Regions from separate parts of the Homo sapiens genome. Here all the other regions are linked to region 3. The links are chromatin loops, found by intact Hi-C in ENCODE. Cell type or tissue: heart right ventricle. All regions are shown on one strand. Each heading gives the region's core, and the rest is flanking DNA. Links, peaks and the distances in the headings are about the cores only. Region 1 overlaps FKRP (fukutin related protein). Region 2 overlaps ARHGAP35 (Rho GTPase activating protein 35). Region 3 overlaps ARHGAP35 (Rho GTPase activating protein 35). Region 4 has its middle 20 kb from the start of STRN4.

What was found. A loop is a pair of places that touch in the nucleus more often than their neighbours do. Peaks named below come from ENCODE experiments on the same cell type or tissue, not always from the same donor. Only the 100,000 strongest peaks of a DNase experiment are listed, where the experiment ranks them.
Region 1: it touches region 3 in a loop (3-fold over the local background); 79 of 110 quality-filtered maps call a loop at or near these places.
Region 2: a loop joins it to region 3, with 8 times the contacts of the local background. A loop is called at or near these places in 30 of 110 quality-filtered maps.
Region 4: it touches region 3 in a loop (3-fold over the local background); 74 of 110 quality-filtered maps call a loop at or near these places.

What each region holds. Positions count from the first base shown.
Region 1 is chr19:46,755,324-46,760,596 of GRCh38, reverse strand. It overlaps FKRP (fukutin related protein), which reads right to left. Exons shown (of 4, transcript NM_024301.5): 4 at 2,022-5,185. The coding sequence starts at 5,146. The coding sequence ends at 3,659. Among named protein-coding and RNA genes, the nearest start is that of STRN4, 12 kb to the right of the region's middle. In heart right ventricle, for the core only: a CTCF peak has its summit at 3,128 (motif pointing left); a DNase peak (open chromatin) is centred at 3,106.
Region 2 is chr19:46,924,026-46,929,379 of GRCh38, reverse strand. The region is part of intron 2 of ARHGAP35 (Rho GTPase activating protein 35); the gene reads right to left. Among named protein-coding and RNA genes, the nearest start is that of ARHGAP35, 66 kb to the right of the region's middle. In heart right ventricle, for the core only: no CTCF peak of the experiment used is centred there; no DNase peak of the experiment used is centred there; H3K27ac peaks cover 4,000 bases.
Region 3 is chr19:46,988,463-46,993,816 of GRCh38, reverse strand. It overlaps ARHGAP35 (Rho GTPase activating protein 35), which reads right to left. Exons shown (of 7, transcript NM_004491.5): 5 at 4,142-4,273. Among named protein-coding and RNA genes, the nearest start is that of NPAS1, 29 kb to the left of the region's middle. In heart right ventricle, for the core only: CTCF peaks have their summits at 2,260 and 2,467 (motif pointing right); a DNase peak (open chromatin) is centred at 2,476; H3K4me3 peaks cover 977 bases; H3K27ac peaks cover 4,000 bases.
Region 4 is chr19:46,764,038-46,769,391 of GRCh38, reverse strand. No RefSeq gene overlaps it. Among named protein-coding and RNA genes, the nearest start is that of STRN4, 20 kb to the right of the region's middle. In heart right ventricle, for the core only: a CTCF peak has its summit at 2,532 (motif pointing right); DNase peaks (open chromatin) are centred at 506 and 2,500; H3K27ac peaks cover 494 bases.

The DNA of each region.
Region 1 (5,273 bases), core at 1,274-5,273, 230 kb after region 3:
TAAACCACCACGCCCTGCTCAATTTTTGAAATGTTTTGTAGAGATGAGGGTCTCTCTATGTTGCCCAGGCTGGTCTCGAATTCCTGGCTTCAAGCCATCCTCCTGTCTTGGCCTCCCAAGGTGCTGGGATTACACTATGCCTGGCCTAAAATATTTTAAAAATTTGATGCATACATTGACATATACTAATTTATATTACAGTACCAGTGGCAAAACATTTTGAATATTACCCTTCCTTCGTGAATGTCCAATGAGACATCTGGAAGCTGCATGAGACAAGGGATGATGCTGTACTGTGTGGAGATTCCTGAATATTACAAGACATCTGCATCCCTGGACCACGTCTGCCAAGAGCCAAGAGCAGCTTCCAGTCATGATGATAATGCAAATCATCCCCATGCATTCCAGAATCCTCCCTGTGGACCTGCCAAGTCTCTTTGTGAACCATTTTTGGGTTCAGTGGTTAAAAGCAGGGGTTGGGTTACAAGAAGTCAGGCTTTGGATGTCTGAGCCTCAGGAGACTCGGCCAAACAGTAATCTTCTCTTGCTGGTCTATGAAGCCTCCTCCTCCCAGGAATGTACAATTGTGAAATATTACCAATCTCCCCAGTTTACAGGTTCAGAGAGGCAGCGACTTGTCTGAGAGTACAAAGAAACCAAGTGGCCAAGCCAGGATTCAAACCCAGCCAGACTCTGGGCCCCTTTACCGCGAACACACTCCTGTGGGAGGAGCGATCTCATTGCTTCCACTTCCCAAATGCAAGGTGGGGGCGCAGAGACAGAGTCAATAGAGGCCCTGGGAGAAGGTGGCAGCACTGGGAAACCCGGTCCTCTCCAACCTCAAGCCCATGTCTTTTCTTTTTTTCTTTTTTTTTGTGGGGGGATGGGATAATGCTCTGTTGCCGAGGCTGGAGTGCAGAGGTGCAATCAGAGCTCACTGCAGTCTTGATCTCCTAGGCTTAAGCAATCCTCCTGCCTCAGCCTCCCCAGTAGCTAGGACTACAGGTGCATGCCATTATGCCTGGCTGATATGGTTTGGCTGTGTTTCCACCCAAATCTCATCTCGAATTGTAGTTCTGATAATCCCCATGTGTCGTGGGAGGGACTGGGTGCGAGGTAATTGAATCATGGGGGCAGTTACCCCCATGCTATTCTCGTGATAGTGAGTTCTCATGAGATCTAATGGTTTTATAAGGAACTTTCCCCTTTTGCTTGGAACTTCTTCTTCCTGCCATCACAAGATGTGTTTGCTTCCCCTTCTGCCATGATTGTAAGTTTCATGAGGCCTCCCCAGCCGTGCTGAACTGTGGGTCGATTAAACCTTTCCTCCTTTATAAATTACCCAGTCTCAGGTAGGTCTTTATTAGTAGCATGAGAAGGGACTAAAACAGTGGCTATTTTTTTATTATTTTGTAGAGACAGGGGATCTCGCTATGTTGCCCAGGCTGATCTTGAACTCTTGGCCTTAAAGGATCCTCCAATTTTGGCTTCCGAAAGTACCGGGATTACAGGCATGAGCCACTGTGCCCAGTCCTTGCTTATTTTTAACATTTTGCCTCTTATTTATTATTTTATTTTTTTGAGATGGAGTCTTGCTCTGTTGCTCAGGCTGGAGGGCGGTGGCACAATCTTGGCTCACTGCAAGCTCCGCCTCCCGGGTTCATGCCATTCTCCTGCCTCAGCCTCCTGAGTAGCTGGGACTACAGGTGCCCGCCACCATGTCCAGCTAATTTTTTGTATTTTTAGTAGAGACGGAGTTTCACTGTGTTAGCCAGGATGGTCTCGATCTCTTGACCTTGTGATCCGTCCGCCTTGGGCTCCCAAAGTGTTGGGATTATAGGCGTGAGCCACCATGCCTGGCTTTATTTATTATTTTTAATTGACAAGAGTCTTGCTCTATTGCTCAGGCTGGTCTCGAACTCCCGAGCTCAAGTGTTCCTCCTGTCTCAGCCTCCCAAAAGTGTTGGGATCACAGGCGTGAGCCACCACGCCCGGCCAGCTTTTTTTTTTTTTTTTTAACCCGTGGTCTTGAATGCTGGGTGCTCACACCTGGGTGTGCAAAAGTCATTGGGATGAGGCAAGAAACATAAAAAAAACCCTATTCATATTCATAATTTTAAAATGGAATAATTTAAGCTTTATTACTAACATACAGATAATAGTATCTGTATATATTTATAAATAAATATACACATATTGGGAATACATGCCCAAATACCATTTATTCTTAGGTGCATAATCAAATAAGGAAGGCTGCCATTGCTTTCACCTGCTAAGTGGGTCTCCAAGCCCCTCTTGGGGACCATGACTAGAGAGGGGCATAGTGGGTAAGACAATTGTGGGCTCCAGAGCCTGACCACCTGGGTTCAAGCCCCCGATCTGCCCCTTCCTAAGCTGCCTGACCTTGAGCAAGTGACTTCACGATTCTGGCCTCAGCTTTTTCATCTGTGTAATGAAAATAATAGCAGCTGTCACTTCAGAGGGCTGAGGTGAGGGACGCATTAGTTGATCCAGGTGAAACACTGAGAATGGTGCCTGGTACCCAGTAGGTGCTCAGTGAGTGTGAGCTATGGTTATTGTCTACACTGCCGTGCAAGTGGGGAATTAGGTGCAGACAGCTGAAATAATGAGGTATTAGTCATGAGTGGAGCTGCGATTCAGAAGTCGGTTCTTTTTCTTTTTTAAAAATAGAGACGGGGTCTTGGCATGTTGCCGAGGCTGGTCTCAGACTCCTGGGCTCAAGCGATCCTCCCACCTCGGCCTCCCAAAGTGCTGGGATTACAGGCGTGAGCCCCCGCGCCCGGCCCAGCACCCGGTTCTCGACCACAGCCGCACCTCGGAGCTCTGAGCATTTCCTCCTCTGCAAGACTGAAATACTTCTATTCAGTCTTGAATAGAACAGTTAAGAGTAGCATGCAGGTCACAGGGCTCTCCCAGGAGGGAAGGAGGTCGCAGTCCAAAAGAAGGGGAGGTGGTCACTGCTGTCCGCCTCCCACAGGGGCTTGGAGAGAAGTCCAAAGGCTCAAGAGAGTAGATGGCTATGGAACACAGGCCCTGGGCGTACTGTCGCCCGGGCAGCCACAGTGGGCCACCAGGAGCGGGACCGGCGCGCCCTCTAGTGGCGGAAGCAACCCCTGCAGCCAAGGGTCCCGCATCCTGGAAGCAACTGAGGCACAGAGAGACTGCGACGCCCCCCCAGGCCCACCTGGCTCCGAAGCGATAGAGCCAGGATTTGAATCTCGCCAGTCTGGCTCCAGAGCCTGCACTGTTTCCAAAACTCTGCCCCTGCCCTAGAGCGCAGGGCTCTCGGAATCTTGGGCAGAACACTTTTTTCGGGTCTGGGGCTGTGCTGGGCCCTGCGGGACGGCGTGACATCCCCGTCTCCCTCCATGACTGAGATGACCCAGGATGTCCCCACGCATATCCACGGCTCCCAGTGGGCATGACCATTTGATAAATCTGGAGGTCGCTTCCCATCCTCGTCCTGGTGCTCTCCTCCTGCCAATGCCAGCCTTCTCTCATGCTCTCCTTAGAATTTCTTTCTTGGTCAGTTTCCCCCTTCCCCTCTCCGCGACATCCCTCCACCCCTCACCGCTCACACAGAGCTTCTCCACATCCAGACAGACCCCCGAAAAACAAAGGCGAGGTTATCAGGGCTTCAGCCGCTTCCCGTCAGACTCAGCAGTGCCGGGTTGGGGTACTGGGGGTTCTCGATGACCCCGGGCCCGAACTTGAGCTCCAGGAAGCGGCGGTAGTTGTTAGGCGCCTGCGCCACGAAGCCGGCAAAGGGCAGGGGCACCAGCGGCTGCAGGAAGTGCTCGGGAAACTCCACATCCTGCCGGTGGTCCAGCCACGTGTCCTTGGTCATGACGCCATTGCGGGGGTAGAAGGGCCACAGGTCCACGTGCAAGTGGTTGCTTTCGCTGTACTGCACGCGGAAAAAGTCGCCCTCGACCGCCTTCTCCCATACGAAGCCGCGCTCATCCACCACCGAGCCGGCCTCTGCCCCCCGCAGCTGCTCGCAGTTGCCCACGTCCTCCAAGTAGATGCCCAGGTCCACGTCGTAGTCCCATGGGATGATGTCCCCGTGGCGGGCGGCCCCCAGCAGTGAGCCGCCCTCGAGCCAGTAGCGCACGCCCGCAGCCTCCAGCACGCCCACCACATAGCGGGCGGTCTCGCGCAGCGCGCGCAGGCAGCAGGGGGGCGTCCAGCGCTCCTCGTAGAGGTAGGCGGGCGTGTCGCCCACCACGGTTCCGAAGCAGCGCGTGGTCTCCTTGTTGCAGCCGAACCACTCCAGCCGCCCGCCTTCCCAGCTCACTAGGCGGATGCCCAGCGCGCGGAGCAGCGCCGCCCGCCGAGCGCGTCCCTCGCGCTCAGCCTTCCAGCGCGCGTGGGCCGTGGCCAGCGGGGGCTGGCGCGCCGCGGCGAAGGTCAAGTCCAGCAGCTGCACCGCCCAGCCGCGAAGGGCGGTCTGCAGAAAGAGGCTGGTGCCCACCGGCCGGGCCAGGGGCGCCGAGAGGTTGAAGAGGTCGCGGGCGCGCAGGAGCACCACAGCATCTCCGTCCAGGGCGTCGCAGCGGGGCGCGGCGGGGGCTGCGCCATAGCGGGCGGTCCACTCTCGCAGGCTGACGTTCAGGGCCAGGCACCTGGCAGGGTTGGCCGTGGCAACCGGGGCGGCCACCAGACGTGCGCTTCCTGCGCGGAGCGCCTCCACCATGCGCTCCAGCAGGCCAGGTGCCTCAGCCCGCGCCCCATCAGGTACTAGGGCCACAAACTCGGTGGCCACGTAGGTCTCCGGGCGCGAGGCTGCGGCTGGCCGGTCCAGGGCGGGCTGGAGCAGCGCCAGACGCACGTTGGGGATGCGGGGCAGGGCCAGGGGCGGGTAGGGGAGCGTGTCGGCTGCCACCACCACGGGCTGGGCTGGGTCTTGCTGCAGGAAGGAGTCTACCAGCTCGGGCACCGCGTTGTCAAATGCCTCGAACTCCCGCACCAGGACGGTGACACGGGGGCCGGCAGCAGAGGCACGACGGGGCCCCCGGGCCCGGGAATTCCTAGGCTGGTGCTGCAGCCACGAGACATAGAAGAGGACCAGAAGGTTGAGGGTGATGGCGGCCGCCAGGGCAGCCTGGCAGCGGGTGAGCCGCATGGGGCCGAAGTCTGGGGCTAGCTGGGCCTCCGGGGCATCCTGGGGGAGGGGGACGAAAGGGAAGGCAGCAGCTGATTGTCAGAACCACCCCCTTCTGCCACCCTCAGCCTTGCCCCTTTCTACAGCT
Region 2 (5,354 bases), core at 897-4,896, 65 kb after region 3:
AAACCACTTTCTTGCATTCAGTATTCAACATCGTGCCTTTCTGATTGGCAATTATTCTCTTCTATTTCCAAAAGAGTTCCAAAAGGACCTTTTTAATTAAGTTATTTGCTTATGCTCCAAATGTATTCTTGGTTAACCGGTGCTCCCCCTTCTGGGCTCTGAAAAATTCCACGCCCAAGTTTAAAAGAAAACCTGAAGGCAGATGTATTCTTGCTGACAAAATCTATTATTAAAGCACAAATGCTTAGATATGGTCTCCTTCAAGCTGGCAGTTAATACCATGACTCAGTCACTCACCATCTTGGAGCATCTTTATTTACGGATGAACAGGAAGGACCACAAAGTCCTGGCCTTCCTGTCATCCCTAATCTTAAATAATGGAGAAAGAAACGGAGACATGTCATCCTATTGCAGGACCTAACTAAATCCAGACCATAGCTTTTTTTTTTTGAGACCGTCTCCCTCTGTTGCCCAGGCTGGAGTGCAGTGGCATGATCCTGGCTCACTGCAATATCTGCCTCCCGGGTTCAAGAGATTCTCTTGCCTCAGCCTCCCGAGTAGCTGGGATTATAGGCGTCCACCACCACACCTGGCTAATTTTTGTATTTTTTGTAGAGACGGGGTTTCGCCATGTTGGCCAGGCTGGTCTCGAACTCCTGACCTCAAGTGATGTGCCTGCCTCGGCCTCCCAAAGTGCTGGGATTACAGGTGTGACCCACCGCGCCCAGCGCAGACCATAGCTTTTTGTTCTATTAAGGCATGAAGTCTGGTGACCGCGGATCCACCCCCCCGAGAAGACAACTCGTGGCCAGTGTGATCTGGAGCCAAACAGCGAGGAGGGCCCACTAGTTCCAGGTACATTTTCATGAACACTTGCCTGAAGTTCAACACACACTGAATTTGGACTTTCCAACGCTATGGGTCAGTTCTTATTGCTTGCTTCTCTCAAATGCTGTAGAAAATCCATTTGGAAGGCCTTTGCCTTATAAGCAAAGGTGATTCCTGACTAGAGCTGGAATAATTTGAGTCCCTACAAAGGTATTTCAGTATCACCAGGTGGTGGAGGAGACCAAGTTGGCTCAGTGAGGCATCAGCACAATTCCCAGTTCTTTTAAAAACAGATTTGGGTTGCCTATCGTAATTTTTTTTTAAGAACAGGTATGCTGTAAGCTAAGGCAGATAGTTAAAGATAGTCTATTTTTATCACCAAAAACACACTACAGAAGTTCTTCAGGCTTAAAATAAACTGAGAATCGAGTGACACCAGTGAGAAACAATTTCTCAAAGTTCCAGTTGCTATTTCAATGTCTCCATGCCTTTTTTGTCCTCTACTCAACTAGGCTCTGAAGCTAGAAACAAACAGCACCGTGCTGTTCTGGGGGGCAGTGAGGAGAAATGGATTTTTTCAGATAATCAAAGATCTTTTGTTTGAATGAACAAATCGACTGGACTGATTGAGTGGTCTAAATATAGGCACCTGACTGTTGAATATTAGCAACTTTTCTGCAGACTGGATGATGAAAATCCACAGGAAGTGGAAGTCAGAACACCAGGGTTCAGAATCTCAGCTCTTCCACTCAGTGGCTACACTCACTTGGGCAAGGTTTAATCTCTCTGAGCCTTAGTTACCTCAACTCAAAATCAAGGATGAAAAACATCACCTCATTAAGACTGGGAGGAGGAATAAATAAAAAATTGATGTGAAAATGCCTGACACGTACCTGGCACACAGTAAGTATTCAATAAATGCACAAAAACACAAAACCCTTCACGTGGTAGCCACAGCCCTCTATTATTTGGCGTGGGTCCCCCTCACCTCTCCAGAGCAGCCACGCTAAGCTTCTTTCAACTCTTTGAACACATGAAGTTCTTTCAGCTCCATGAAGCTTCCATCCTCACTGACTTTGTCTGCCTCAGCTTCCAAAGTCTCAGCCTTAAATATCATTTCCTTGGGGAGCTTTCCTGATACCGCAGTTTAGGTTAAACTTCCTTGTTACACAATTCCTTAGTATCCTGTACCTTCCCTCTGGTAATATTCAAAATGCATGCAAGTACATGTTTAAAACCTAACATCCCCAAGACTGTAAGCTGGATTAACGTCACTACCACACCTAGGGCACCCAACACAATGCTGGGCATAAAACAAGTGCTCACTGAATGCCCACGCACCGAAATGCATGTCTCCTTCCTAAAAGAATGACTGAACTTCGGCTTGGAAACAAAAGTACCTCGTTTAAAAGACACAATTTTTCCAGGAAACAGAAAATCCAAGGTCAAGTCAGTGTGCCCACCCCATTTTTAAAACCAAGTTATGTATTTGGTCTCAAAGCTCATTGAGTAGGACTATTTCTGAAGCACACACTGAGAGTCTTTCCTAGGCAGGTTACAAAGAGCTCATATTTCATCGCATTCAGCTTGTCTGTCAAAACTCAACATCCCTCCCAGGGGAGCAAGCAGTCCAATTCCCCAGCTGGTTTTTATTCACACTAGAAACTTTAACTCCATTCTAGGCCTCACAAAATGAGAGCTGTGTCCACACAAAGCCACAACAACCAGCCAATTCACTGAATCCAATGAAATAAGCCAATTCACTAGGGGGGGACACAAACTGTCAAACTGGTTACTTGGTGCCTTATAGACCAAACAATGCATGATTGAATTGGTTAGCTTTTCAATAGGTTGTCTTGTCATGTGGTTGCTGCAGTGAGTGAAAGATTTTCTTTATCATTCTGTTTTGTCTTTTTTTTTTTAGCACCAAAATAAGAACACATCAGATAGAAGGGTAAATAGCCAATAATGTCTTCTTTTTAAATCCACAGTCAAACACACCAAACGCAGCCATTTCAGCATGACCAAAAGGCATACTTTGTGGAACAAGGCTCCCCAGCCTGTTTTTTGGCTTTAAAATAAGACCCTGCCGATCCTGATCTCGTCTTTGCAAACGCATGGCACTGGGAGACAGAGACCATGTGCAACAACAACTCTTTACAGACAAAGCCACTATTCATGGACCCTACTGAAGTGCAATCGTAGATTTTCAATTTCATTCAGCTGAGTGCGGAAGGCTCCCACTATGAGGGTGGGTTGCTAAATGGTTCAGCTGGGAAAAGCACCCAGAATGAGAGTCAGCTTTACAGTCTGCACTTTCATGAGGAGAAATGAAAGCGATTCCCTCACTCCGACTCCAGTTTTATAGTAAAGACCTAATCTAGCAAATCAGCCAAGGGCACTGAGTGATTTTTTTCTGTATCACATTGGTACCCAGAGCATAGCTATTTTTTTGTTAGGGTGGTTGCTAGGGTAAGTACCAAGAAAGCAGCTCAGTAATGCATGAGGTTAAAACTTCCAAAAGACGGGACGGATAATGTTGGTCCCTCAAGCCCTCAGCTAGACCAGACAAGTTTTCTCCTTTCTCGGAATACAATATGCATATTTCCACCTTCAAGTCCTTCCTTACCTCATGCCACTGCTTTAGTTCCACTCATTCTCTGGGGTCTAGTTAAATGATGACAGCTGACACTTATCCAGCATGCACTACGCCCGGTGTTCATTTCTCACAACCTGATCAGGAAGGTGCTCCCTCTTTTGCAGAAAGAATGTGGAGAAGTGACTCACATGCCCAAAGTCCAACTAAGGAAGCGGAGGAGCTGGAGTTGACTGTAGCCCAGATTCCCAGAGCCTGAGCTCCTAATCACTACAACCTACTCTAACATAACTAACCCGACATGCCCACACATAGCCTTCCCTGGGCAGGCCACCTATTTTCAGTGGCTGTGTAGGCCTTGCTGCCTCAACTGGGTACTAAGGTCTGGGCAAGAAGGGTCTGTGTCATTTCCCTATGGTGCCTGGCACGCAGGAGGTACTCAGTGTATTTTCCCTTACCAACTGAAATCCTAGTGCCTAGCTGCCCCCTCCCTCCAAATAAATATTGTATTGCTTTGTCATGCCAATAAAAACCAAAGGCCAAATCTCCCACACAGGGGTTGGCTTGGCCCTTCTCTCCCCTGATGGCATCTTGCTTTTCCAGTAAAACAAGTGCCAGTCTGTGTTCCGAACTGCAGCAATTTTAATAGGAGGTTTGCTCTAGCGGCAAAGGATTTGCTCATCTCTGCACTGGGATGACAAAGCAACTACCCTCATTTCAAAGCACCATTTTCCAAGGCAGGAAAAGAAAATTTCACCTTCTAGTCACTCTTTCCAGAGGATACTCCATAACTGACTTCTGGCACGCTATTGCTCTTGGGCCAGAAGTATCATTTTTATTTGACTTGAAGAGGTGTGGCCCACATAGCTAAAGATAGACCGGAAGCCGACCACTTCTTGCACGCTGACCCAGCAACCCGGGGAAGGAAGTCTCAGGTTAGGAAGTGCTCATTACCAGCATGAACACAGCTATCTTAGAGGCACACTGTGATCAGCTGTTTTCTGCTGAGCCTCCACTACAGTGTGTGCTCTTTAAAGCCTGGCTTGCATGGGAATGTGTTTTTAAAGCATCATTTTCAGTAAGTATTAAAAATGTAGCTAGAAGTCAGAATATAGTTATAATTCAGTATGCTATTATGCCACCTTCCTAATTTCCAGGTGTGCAAACACCCCCACAAATTAGAAGACTGTCAGCATTTTTAAGCTGTTCTGGCAACAGTCTTCATTGGGAGAGGAGGAGGAAGAGAAGAAATGTTCAAAATGTTTGGATTCCAGTATCATTAAATAGGTGAGCTCTGGGAAAATACCGGAGGCAAGTCAGGCCGTTTTCTGGCTTCCTAAATAAGCAATGCTTTCCACAGGGTGGCCTCCTACCAACCTTTGGAGGAGAAAACACTGGAGGCAGACAAAGGACTCCATGTAGAAAAGCCAGGCAAAGGAAAATCAGACAGGAGGATGCCTATGGCATTTATTAATAGTCAGCACAGGTGGGGAGGGATACAGAACCACTCTGCCCTTTCTCACACTGCACAGATGAGAAAACTCTGGAAGCTCCTGGTCAGCGGTAATGCAGGAACACTCTCTACTATGGGATGTAGCACAAAGTGGATGCAATTTCTGTGGGAGGGTGATGGCACCCTGTTCCTCCATCTCTCGGGGCCCGCAGGGCTGCCAAACTGGCCTCTGTATTACATTTTACAACAGAGTTGTCAGGATTGTCAGCTCTCAAGACAGCCTGGATTCTAGAACCTTCTGATTTGGTAGGATTTGTAATAATAAAAGTTTCTGGCAATCTTTCTTTCCAGAGGTCCCTGCAGTACTTTCAGACAAGTAACTCTGTTCTCTGTTCTTTCATGGGAGGGAGAGTAGCAAAAGCTTTAACGTGAAAAAATCCTTCTATATATCATAATCTGCTGGTGAAGGATTATTAT
Region 3 (5,354 bases), core at 730-4,729:
CCCCTTTGCTTGGCTTGGCTCCAGGTGGCTCTGCTCTTGCTCAGGGGGCGTGGGCTGGGAGCTGCACCTCTTCCTGGGACATCATACTTTTGAACTTAGGGGCCATCGACTGAGACAACAAGAAACGTCCAAGGGAGGCATTTTTGGGCCAGTTGAACCAAGACAGCCTGGACACAGATCCAGCAATTTAGTACAATAGAGACCCCAAGAACTCAGGAGGGAGGGGAGGGGACAGACAGAGGGCACAGGGACCTTACCGATTAGCTTCCCATACCTCTTACAAAACAGACACACCAGGCCTCACAAAGCCAGAATACCGGTCCAAGGTCAAACAAAGTGGCGGCAGAGACCCTGTTCCCAAAGAACACTCCTGCCCTGGCTGTGCTGCGCCACTTGCCATCACTGGCAGCCAGGCTGCCAACCAAGCTCTAGGCCTGGGTCTGCTGCTGCCAGCTCGGTGCCTGGAGGAAAGTCCCTGCTGGCCGCCGCTGACCATCTGCACGCCTGCATCGCCAGGAAAGGGAAAGCCCGGCTCAAGGTCACAGCCCTTCAGTGATCACGCAGGCTCGTCCGGCGTCGGCTCTCCCCGCCCCAGGTGGTAAACAACTCCAAGGCCAAGACCTCACTCTGCAGGGCTCAGGATGGAGAATCCAAGCTGTCCTTCCCCTGGAGACACGGCTTTGCAATCACCTGTTGAATGTCCTGTCCCACCAGACTGAGCCTGGGACCACATATGTGTGTGCCCACTGCCATCTGTCCCTGTCCACACGGGGCCTGGCTAGCTGTGAAATTAATGACCCCGTACGTGGGTGTGAGAAGCACCCCCGTGCCCTCGGGCAGCTATGTGGACAGATCAAAGGAAGGCAGGATCCCAGAACCAGTAACGTCCCAAGGCAGCTGGTGAACAAGAGCCCAGAGAGCAGCAGGGCCGTCCCCTGGTAACCTAGGCTGCACTGTTATCTCTAGCCCCAACAGTCTCATCTGTCAAATGGAAAGGCCGAGACAATGAGCTGGCATCCTGAACCATGTTCGGGTCACACATCCCCTTCAACAATGTGATGAAAATGACTGGTCTCTCCTTAAATTAAAAAGACTGAATTTTGTGAGCTATTACAGGGAGTTAATGCGGACCCTGGAGCCACAGGTCCTTTGGTCCTGACCCTCTGGCTTGAGACGGAGCCAGCTCTAGCACCCCTTCCAGCACAAAAGCCATAGGACAGGGCCTGTGGACACCAGCTGGACGGGGTCGACTCCAGATAGGCAGGGAGGAGGGAGTCACAGAGACGGGGAGAAACCAGGCAAGAGCGACTCTTGAAGGTGGGGGTGGGCTACAGGTAGGAGACAGAACAGGCAGCGCAAGCCTTTTCTTCTGCCTCCTGAAACCCTGGCCCATCTCCCCTGTGAAGCCCTCTTCCTCGCGCCTTCCTTGCTGGGGTTTGTGCACTTCAAGCTCAGCTTTGCTCTGTCTTCAGAGAACTTCATTTGCACCCACGTACGCAGGGACTCAAGCCCCGGCTTGCCACTCCCTAGCGGTGTGACCCTGGGCAGGCTGTATCACCTCTGAGAAGCTGTTTCCTTCTCTGTAAAATGGAGATGTATTATAATACCATCTTCCTCAAAGGAAGATCAGTGGTGGGAATCAAGTGCCTCGTGGAGAGCCGGGCCCAGCCTAGGCAGGCACACAGGCCATGGGCGGTGCGGTTGCTGCTGCTGTTCATTTCTGAATCTCCCACGTGTCACCTTGAGTGTGGGAGGAAAATAACTGGCAAATAATCACAAACGTCTCTATTTTGCGAGTACATTTTCAGCAGTGTTCAATATTGTGAAATTCTGGAGCTAACAAAACCATTTGCTAGTGACCTTGATATTTGTTGTGATGGGATTTGAAACTGGTTCCAAGGCCTGAACATATAGAGACACAATTGCTCTCAGGGATTAAGTAGAAAGAACTGGTCAAGTTGATGTAGCCATGGAAACCCCAGCCAGTCTGGGAAGAGCTACTTTGGGGCACAATCATCTTTTTTCCATAATATCCCTTAACACTACTAACTTTTGCACTGCCTGGTATCTGCGGCTCAGTTGAACCTGGCCCTGCAACATCCACAGCCCAGCTTTTCAGTCAACTGCTATGGCCGGGAGAGGTGCCATGTCAGCAAGATCTTCTCCTCTCCCACCCGCTTCGGTCAGGTTCAAGACAACGGAGCCCCCGCTGAGTACCGTCGGGGACAGGAAACACACAATGGGAAGAGGAAGTGGGAAACCTCCACCCTTTCCCAGGCTGCTGCAGTAGCAGCGGCCAGAAGCCACCTCCTGAGCAGTGGAAGCTGGGTGAGAGCTGCTGTGGGAAGGGTGGCTGATTCCCTATCAATAGCACCTCCCGTTCCTGCCGGCCCCACAACCCTACACAAAAAGGTGCTGTGTCAGCAGTTCCCGCAGAAACAATGGGGTTCTGCCGGGTGGCAGGATTTCACGCACCTCTAGATGGCGCCAAGTCAAGACAAATGCAGACAGGAATTCCCGGCTTCCAGCAAACTGGGTATCAGTCTACGCCTTCCTCTTTTCCTAACTTCCACTGTGAGACAAGCTTCCGTGGAAAGAAAGCTGGCTCCAGAATAGAGATTTCCCATGCGACTTCACATCTGTGCCTGCCTGGAGCCTGCTGGAGAAGTGACTGCTGGGAAAGCCTCTATCTTCAGACAGCAGGATCAGGGGAGAAGCCTGCAACTGTCCCCACCCACTAACTCCCCTGGAGAAACCCTGACTCCCGTCTTCAGAAAGCAGGCTACTCTATGACCCTCCCAGGAGTACCACGCTCTCCTGCCCCATCCCTGTGGGCTTAGATAGGGTCAGGAGCTGTGAACAATTCCAGTCAGCTAAGAGAGTGTGGACAGAATAAGGTGAAGGTGGCATCCAGATTGTGAAAACAGACACCATAGGAAGTGCAGACCCTGGAAGGATGAGCTTGGAGGCCCCGCAGCCCTGTCACTATTGAGGCTCTGACAGTTCAGGGGTGGGCTTCTTGCACACCTGTCTCCTTCAGATGCTACTAAGAGTCAGTGACCCAGGACTCGGGGCCATGCTGATCCATCACCTCCCTCAAATTTCTGCCTACACCATCAGGCTTGTGAATAAATTGTGCTTGTTTAAAGCTCCCTCTTTAGAGGTGGGCAGTGACAAGATGAGACTAATGTCTTGCCCCTGAGGAACACGTCTCCTTTCCTCTTCCCCACCCTCTGGTTGCTGGATCACAGGTGGCTGTGATCTCTGGGCAGCTAGCAGAGACACTCCCTTCTGCAGCTGCACAGCAAGGGCTGCTGCTGGGTCTTGGCCTGCCAGAGGCACAAAGCAGGAAGGCTGCTGATGACTTAAAAGGTAGTGAGGGCCACATGGTGGGACGCTCTGAGAGGTCAGGCATCCTCTGTGGTACTACACAAAGTCCAGGGAAAGGCTGGCCAGTGAGAAGGCTCGCCCATCTGGACAAACACCTCTACAGAGAGGCAGGCTGGGGCAGGAACAACTGATGAGGCAAGGTGGCATGGCACACAGGATACCATTAAAACCAGAGGTGCTAATTTGCTACAGCATCAAATGATTACTTGGCCAGGGCCACTGGAGTCATCTCTTTCCCTCCAGAGGCCGGCTTCCTAAGAGGCTGTAGGACCCTAGACCCATGTTAACTTCATTACATGAGAGGTAGGAGAAGACAGGTAAGAAGAGGGGAAAGAAAAATAAGACCTACTATTAAATAGGCTATTCACAGCCTCACTTCTAGGCCTTTCCGAATAGAATTTCATCCGCAGGAGTAGGGATGGTAACAACGGCAGGACACAAGGGGCAGGGAAGGTTAAGTCGGCCACAAGCGAAGGAGCCAAGTCTGACACCGAAACCATGCTCTTAACTAATGAGAGTTTGGGGGAAACCTGCAACTCTCTTGGTGTAACCCTCAGATAAGCACCTAAGGTCTACAAGGGCAGGAGCCCGATTTGCAAGTCCCATTGCTGTCATCTGGTTAATTCCCTTGCCCTCTGTCCTTCAAACCTCAGCTCTAACAGCCAGCATCCATTCTGAGGGCAGGACCTATTCTTCCAGTGCCAAGCCCTTTCTCCCTCAATCCGCCCAACACTGGGCTGCCGGTACTCACTGTGTGCTTCCACCAAGTCGATCTGCATGTTATACGGGACCAGGGGGTCAGGCAGTTCTGAGAAAAAGCTCTTCATGGCACCAGCCACGGTATTCACCGTAAAGTCTTTCTCTGCCAGGTCCAGGTTGTGGTCTGAAAGGAAGTCAGGAGAGTGAGGCCAAACCATTCTAAGCCAGGCAGAAGCATCAGGACAACTCGGGGCTCAGGAGAGGCTAGAGAAACCTCAAGGAGCCAGAGACGGCCTCAGGACTGGCAAGGATTGGAGGGGTGGGACTTGTGAGCGCTAACGCGAGTTCTGAGGTTCAGGCATGGGCTGGCCCCAGCACCTCTTTCCGAGACTGCTGAACTGCCCCTTCTACCACTCTCGGGGCAGGGGTGCTACCCCCACATGCTGGTTTTTGGTGCCAGGAGCTTGCCTTCATCTGGCTTTGATATGCTGTTGCCTCTTCCTTACTCCCTTCCCATCACAGAAGAAGGAGGCGGCTTTCCTAAAGGGTGGCTCGCTTTCCAGGTAGGTCACAAAGATGTTAGCAACCACTGTGACTGCTGCCTCCATCCTTGTCCCCTATGGTGGGAGGGCAAATAGGCTCATTTTTTCTCTCTCTGGCCCTTCCCAGCCACAGGCACCGCTGACCCATGTCATGCTTTCCTTCTCATTGCATACATACTTCAGTGCGTTCCTGATGACGAAGAAATCTCTACAGATGGACAGTACCAGGTTCCACTATGGGGGAGGTAAGCTGGTACAGGATCTCCCATATATACAAATGCATCCCACACTGGGGGCTCTACCCTCACTTTGGCCTCGTGTCTCCCACAGATTAGCAGGCGTTTCCCTGTCCTGCGGTCCCCTCTGCCTGCTGCCGGCCAGCTGAGCCCGACTGCGGTGCTGCAAGGCGCAAGGGCCGCCCACCTGGGAAGTGGGTGTGGTGTCCACTCTGGGTGGTGCCTCCTGCCCTGGCTGCTGATAGATGGGAATGTGCCCTGCTCTGGTGCTTTTGCTTCTGGCACTGGGGGACGTGGCTTCTCATCCCACAGTGTGGGCAATTCCAAGAGGTAGTTTGGCTGCCTGACTTTAGGCCTCTTGAAGCTGGCTCAGCTTAGGAGAAGGGAGTCCCTGCCAAGAGCTATGTAACTTGGGTCTCTGTCCCAAGGGCTCAGCTCCTCACACGATGGTCCCTCACTTTCTCTGGTGCTGGGACTTTGTGAGGAG
Region 4 (5,354 bases), core at 474-4,473, 220 kb after region 3:
CTCGGTAACTGGGATTACAGGCATGAAGGGGACCAGCCCCTCCACACCTATGGGTATTTCTCGTCAGGTGGGACGAGAGACTGAGAAAAGAAATAAGACACAGAGACAAAGTATAGAGAGAGAACAGTGGGCCCAGGGGACCGGCGCTCAGCATACGGAGGACCTGTACTGGCGCCAGCCTCTGAGTTCCCTCAGTATTTATTGATCATTATTTTTACTATCTTAGCGAGGGGAGTGTAGCAGGGCAACAGGTGAGGAGAAGGTCAGCAGGGAAACATGTGAGCAAAGGAATCTGTATCATGAGTAAGTTCAAGGAAAGGTACTGTGCCTGGATGTGCAGTAGGCTAGATTTATGTTTCTCTTTACCCAAACATCTCAGTGTAGCAAAGGGCAACAGAGCAGTATTGCTGCCAGCATATCTCGCCTCCAGCCACAGGGAGGTTTTGTCCTAGCTCAGAATAGAACGAATGGGAATGGTCAGCTTTACATCGAGACATTCCATTCCCAGGGACGAGCAGGAGACAGAAGCCTTCCTCTTATCTCAACTGCAAAGAGGCCTCCCTCTCTCACTACTCCTCCTCAGCACAGACCCTTTACAGGTGTCAGGCTGAGGGACAGTCAGGTCTTTCCCTTCCCATGAGGCCATATCCCAGGCTGTCTCAGTCGGGGGAAACCCTGGACAATACCCAGGCTTTCTTGGGCAGACGTCCCTGCGGCTTTCTGCAGTGCATTGTGCCCCTGGTTAATAGAGAATGGAGAATGGCGATGACTTTTACCAAGCATACTGCCTGCAAACATATTGTTAACAAGGCACATCCTGCACAGCCCTAAATCCATTAAACTTTGATTCCTTACAGCACATGTTTCTGTGAGCACAGGGTTGTGGCTAAAGTTACAGGTTAACAGCATCTCAAAGCAGAAACAATTTTTTCTTAGTACAGATCAAAATGGAGTTTCTTATATCTTGCTTTTCTACATAGACACAGTAACAGTCTGATCTCTCTTTTTCTTTTCCCCACACAGGCACCTGCCACCAGGCCTGGCTAATTTTTGTATTTTTTGTAGAGACGGGGTTTTGTCATGTTGGCCAGGCTGGTCCCGAAATCCCGACCGCAGGTGATTTGCCTCAGCCTCCCAAAGTGCTGGGATTACAGGAGTGAGCCACCACTGTGCCTGGCCATGCCCAGCTATTTTTAATTAGAAAAGGTTTTTGTTTTTGTTTTGTTTTGTTTTGTAAACAAGGGATCTCACTATGTTGCCCAGGCTGGTCTGGAACTCCCAGGCCAAAGTGTTGGGATTACAGGCATGCACCACTGCACCCAGCCACTGCTTTTTTTTTTTTTTTTTTTTTGAGATGAAGTCTCGCTCTTGTCCCCCAGGCTGGAGTGCAATGATGTGATCTCAGCTCACTGCAACCTCCACTTCCCGGGTTCAAGCGATTCTCCTGCCTCAGCCTCCCGAATAGCTGGGATTACAGGTGCCTGCCACCACGCCCGGCTAATTTTTGTATTTTTTTTTTTAGTAGAGATGGGGTTTCACCATGTTGGCCAGGATGGTCTCCAACTCCTGACCTCAGGTGATCCACCCACCTCAGCCTCCCAAGGTGCTGGGATTACAGGCATGAGCCACTGTGCCCAGTGTCAAACATTTTTTAAAACCAGTGGCTGGGTGGCTGGGCGCAGTGGCTCATGCCTGTAATCCCAGCACTTTGGGAGGCCGAAGCAGGTGGATCATCTCAGGTTAGTAGTTTGAGACCAGCTTGGCCAACATAGTGGAACCCCGTCTCTACTAAAAATGTAAAAAATTATCTGGACATTTGTAGTTTCAGCTACTCAGGAGCCTGAGGTGGGAGAATCGCTTGAGCCCAGGAGGCGGAGGTTGCAGTGAGCTGAGATCTTGCCACCGCACTCCAGCCTGGGCAACAGAGTGAGACTCTATCTCAAAGCTAACTAACAAACAGACAGTGGACTGTCATTAAAATGAAACCTGTGCAAATCTTGGGTGAAAGATGAAAACGGTGGGGTGGGGGCCCTCCTCTGCCACCTCCTCCAAATACTGGAACTTGGAATCTGGAACCCACCAATGTGGCCCCTGCACCCCGCAGGTGGAGAAACCCGGATGCCAGGCCAGGCCTGACGGGCGGTGATACATTAAGAGCCTCATTCACTGGGGAGCTTGAGCACTTTGGGTTCCATGGGGTTGGCTCCGGCCTGGCGGTGGGGATCCCTGGGCCTGCTGAGGGGTGCAGGAGCCCGGGTTGGTGCAAGGAGCTGGGCTCCAGTCACATACAGAACAAGCCACTTTATTTCCTTCCCCTGCTACGCCCTCCTTCTGCCCGTCATATCCCACATTCAAGCTACCAGAAATCTCAGTTTCTCTGCCCTCAAACCCCAAATCTGGCCCCTCTACACCTTCCACACTGGGTACCACCCTGGCCAGCTGCCATCATCTCCCACCTGAACTATTGCAATTGCCTTCACGCCGGGACTCCTGAGCCCCAACCTCTTCCGTCTGTTCCCCATATGGCCTCCAGAGGGCGCCTGTTTCCATCATGGCAGCTCGTGGCCCTCCGCAGCTCAGAACCCAGAGAAAAATCCAAGGTGCTCCCCATAGCCTCTGTAGGATGCGCCTTACTTCACCGACCTCACCTCTTCCCACTCTCCTCCTCCCTCTCTTACTCCAGCCTCTGCCATTCCTTGAACATGCCAGGCCTGCTGGTGCCTCAGGGCCTTTGCACAGGCTGTTCCTCTCTTGGCTGCTCTGCCCCCCAGATTTCCATTTGGCTCTTCCCACACCTCCCTCTCGACTTGGCTGCAATGTCACCTCAGTGAGCCTTCTCTGACCGCTTTATTTAATTCTACCACCCCTGCTTCCTGCCCCCACCCTCACCCACCCAACCCATACCCTATTCTACCCTTTTCTCTTTTTTTTTTTTTTTCTGAGACGGAGTCTCGCTCTGTCGCCCAGGCTGGAGTGCAGTGGCACGATCTCGGCTCATTGCAAGCTCCGCCTCCCGGGTTCACGCCATTCTCCTGCCTCAGCCTCCCGAGTAGCTGGGACTACAGGCGCCCGCCACCACACCCGGCTTTTTTTTTTTTTTTTTTTGTATTTTTAGTAGAGACGGGGGTTTCACCATGTTAGCCAGGATAGTCTCGATCTCCTGACCTCGTGATCTGCCCACCTCAGGCCTCCCAAAGTTCTGGGATTACAGGCGTGAGCCACCACGCCCAGCCCTTTTCCTCTTTTTTTTTTTTTTTTTTTTTTTTTTTATTAAGAGATGGGGTCTTGGGCAGACGCAGTGGCTCATGCCTGTAATCTGTGCACTTAGGGAGGCTGAGGCAGGCAGATCACTTGATGCCAGGAGTTCAAGACCGGCCTGGCCAACATGGCGAAACCCTGTCTCTACTACAAATACAAAAATTAGCCAGGTGTCGTGGTACACGCCTGTAATCCCAGCTCTTTAGGAGACCGAGACAGGTGGATCACTCGCTGTCAGGAGTTCGAGAGATGTGGCAAAAACCTGTCTCTACTAAAAATACAAAGATTAGCTGGGTGTAGTGGCGGGCGCCTGTTATCCCAGCTACTCGGGAGGCTGAGGCATGAGAATTGTTGAACCCGGGAGGCAGAGGTTGCAGTGAGCCAAGATCGCGCCACTGCACTCCAGCCTGGGAGACAGAGATAGACCCTGTCACAAACAAACAAACAAACAAACAAACAAACAGAGATGGGGTCTTGCTCTATGGCCCAGGCTGGCCAGGCTCATACTCCTGAGCTCAAGCAATCCTCCCACCTCGGCCTCCCAAAGTACTGGGATTACAGGCATAAGCCACCACGCCAGGCCTGCTCTACTTTTTTTTTTTTTTTTTAAAGACAGGGTCTTGCTCTGTTGCCCAGGCTGGAATGCAGTTTCATGATCACAGCTCATTTCAGCTTTGACCTCCCAGGCTCAAGTGACACTCCCACCTCAGCCTCCTAAGTAGCTGGGACTATAGGCCCATGCTACCCTGCCCAGCTATTTTTTTTTCTTAATTTTTGTTTTTTGTAGCGACACAGTCTCTGTATGTTGTCCAGGCTGGTTTTGAACTCCTGGGCTGAAAGGATCCTCCCACCTACGCCTCCCAAAGTGCTGGGATTATAGTTGTGAACCACCGTGCCCTGCCCTGTTCTCCTTTTTTAATAGCAACAGTCCCCTCCCAACAGACGATAGAATTCACTGGTTTATGATGTTTATTGTTTCCTGCCTGTCCCCACTGGGAAGGTCACTCTGTGGGGGAACCATCTTTGAATTGTTCACTGCTGTAGGCTCAGAGTCTAGCATAGGGTCCGGTGCATGCGTATAGCAGGAGCTCAATAAACACTCGTGGAATGGTGGAAGAGGCTGGTTCAGTCTCGACTCTGCTGCCTGGCAACTATGTGACCTTGGATGAGCACTGCCAGGTCTCACCCGCCGGTGACAATGGCTCTCTTATGCCTCACCCAAAGGCTGCTAGTGCAGGTTACGTAAGAGCAGAAGAAAAGGCACTTTGACGGTCACTCCCTGGGTCCCAGTTCCCAGCTCCCACCTTTCTCTCCCTTTCTCCATTGCCCCACCCACCCCTCTTGCCTCTTTGAAGGAGCTTGGCCCAGGAAGGAGGGCCCAGGCTGGCCCCGGATTAGGGTTGGTCCTGGGTTCTAGGCTCAGAGTGGCAGTATGGGGACAGAAAGGCAGAGGGCAGTGACTCAGTTTTGTCTCTCTTAGAGACAGGTCAATGTTCTTAGGCCTGTTGGATTCTGCCCCCATCTGCTCTTTTTGAGGTCAACTTTATTGAGGTATAATTTACATACAATAGGCCGGGCAAGGTGGCTCACACCTGTAATCCTAGCACTTTGGGAGGTCAAGGCAAATCATTTGAGGCCAGGAGTTCAAGACCAGCCTGGCCAACATGGTGAAACTCCATCTCCACTAAAAATACAAAAATTAACCAGGTGTGGTTGTGCACACCTGTAATCCCAGCTACTCAGGTGGCTGAGGCATGAGAATCACTTGAATCCAGAAGGTAGAGGTTGCAGTGAGCCAAGACTGCACCACTGCACTCTAGCCTGGGCAACAGAGCAAGGCTGGCTCCAAAAAAATTGTTTCATATGATAAATTGCACCCGTTAAAATCAATTAGGCCAGGCTCATGCCTGTAATTCCAGCACTTTGAGAGGCCGAGGCAGAAGGATCGCTTGAGCCCAGGAGTTTGAGACCAGCCTGAGCAATGCTGCGAGACCCTGTCTCAAAATAAATAAATAAATAAATAAAATACAGTTAAATGAGTTTTGACAGATGAATATACTGTGAAAAACCACTCCCATAATCAAGATACATGATAT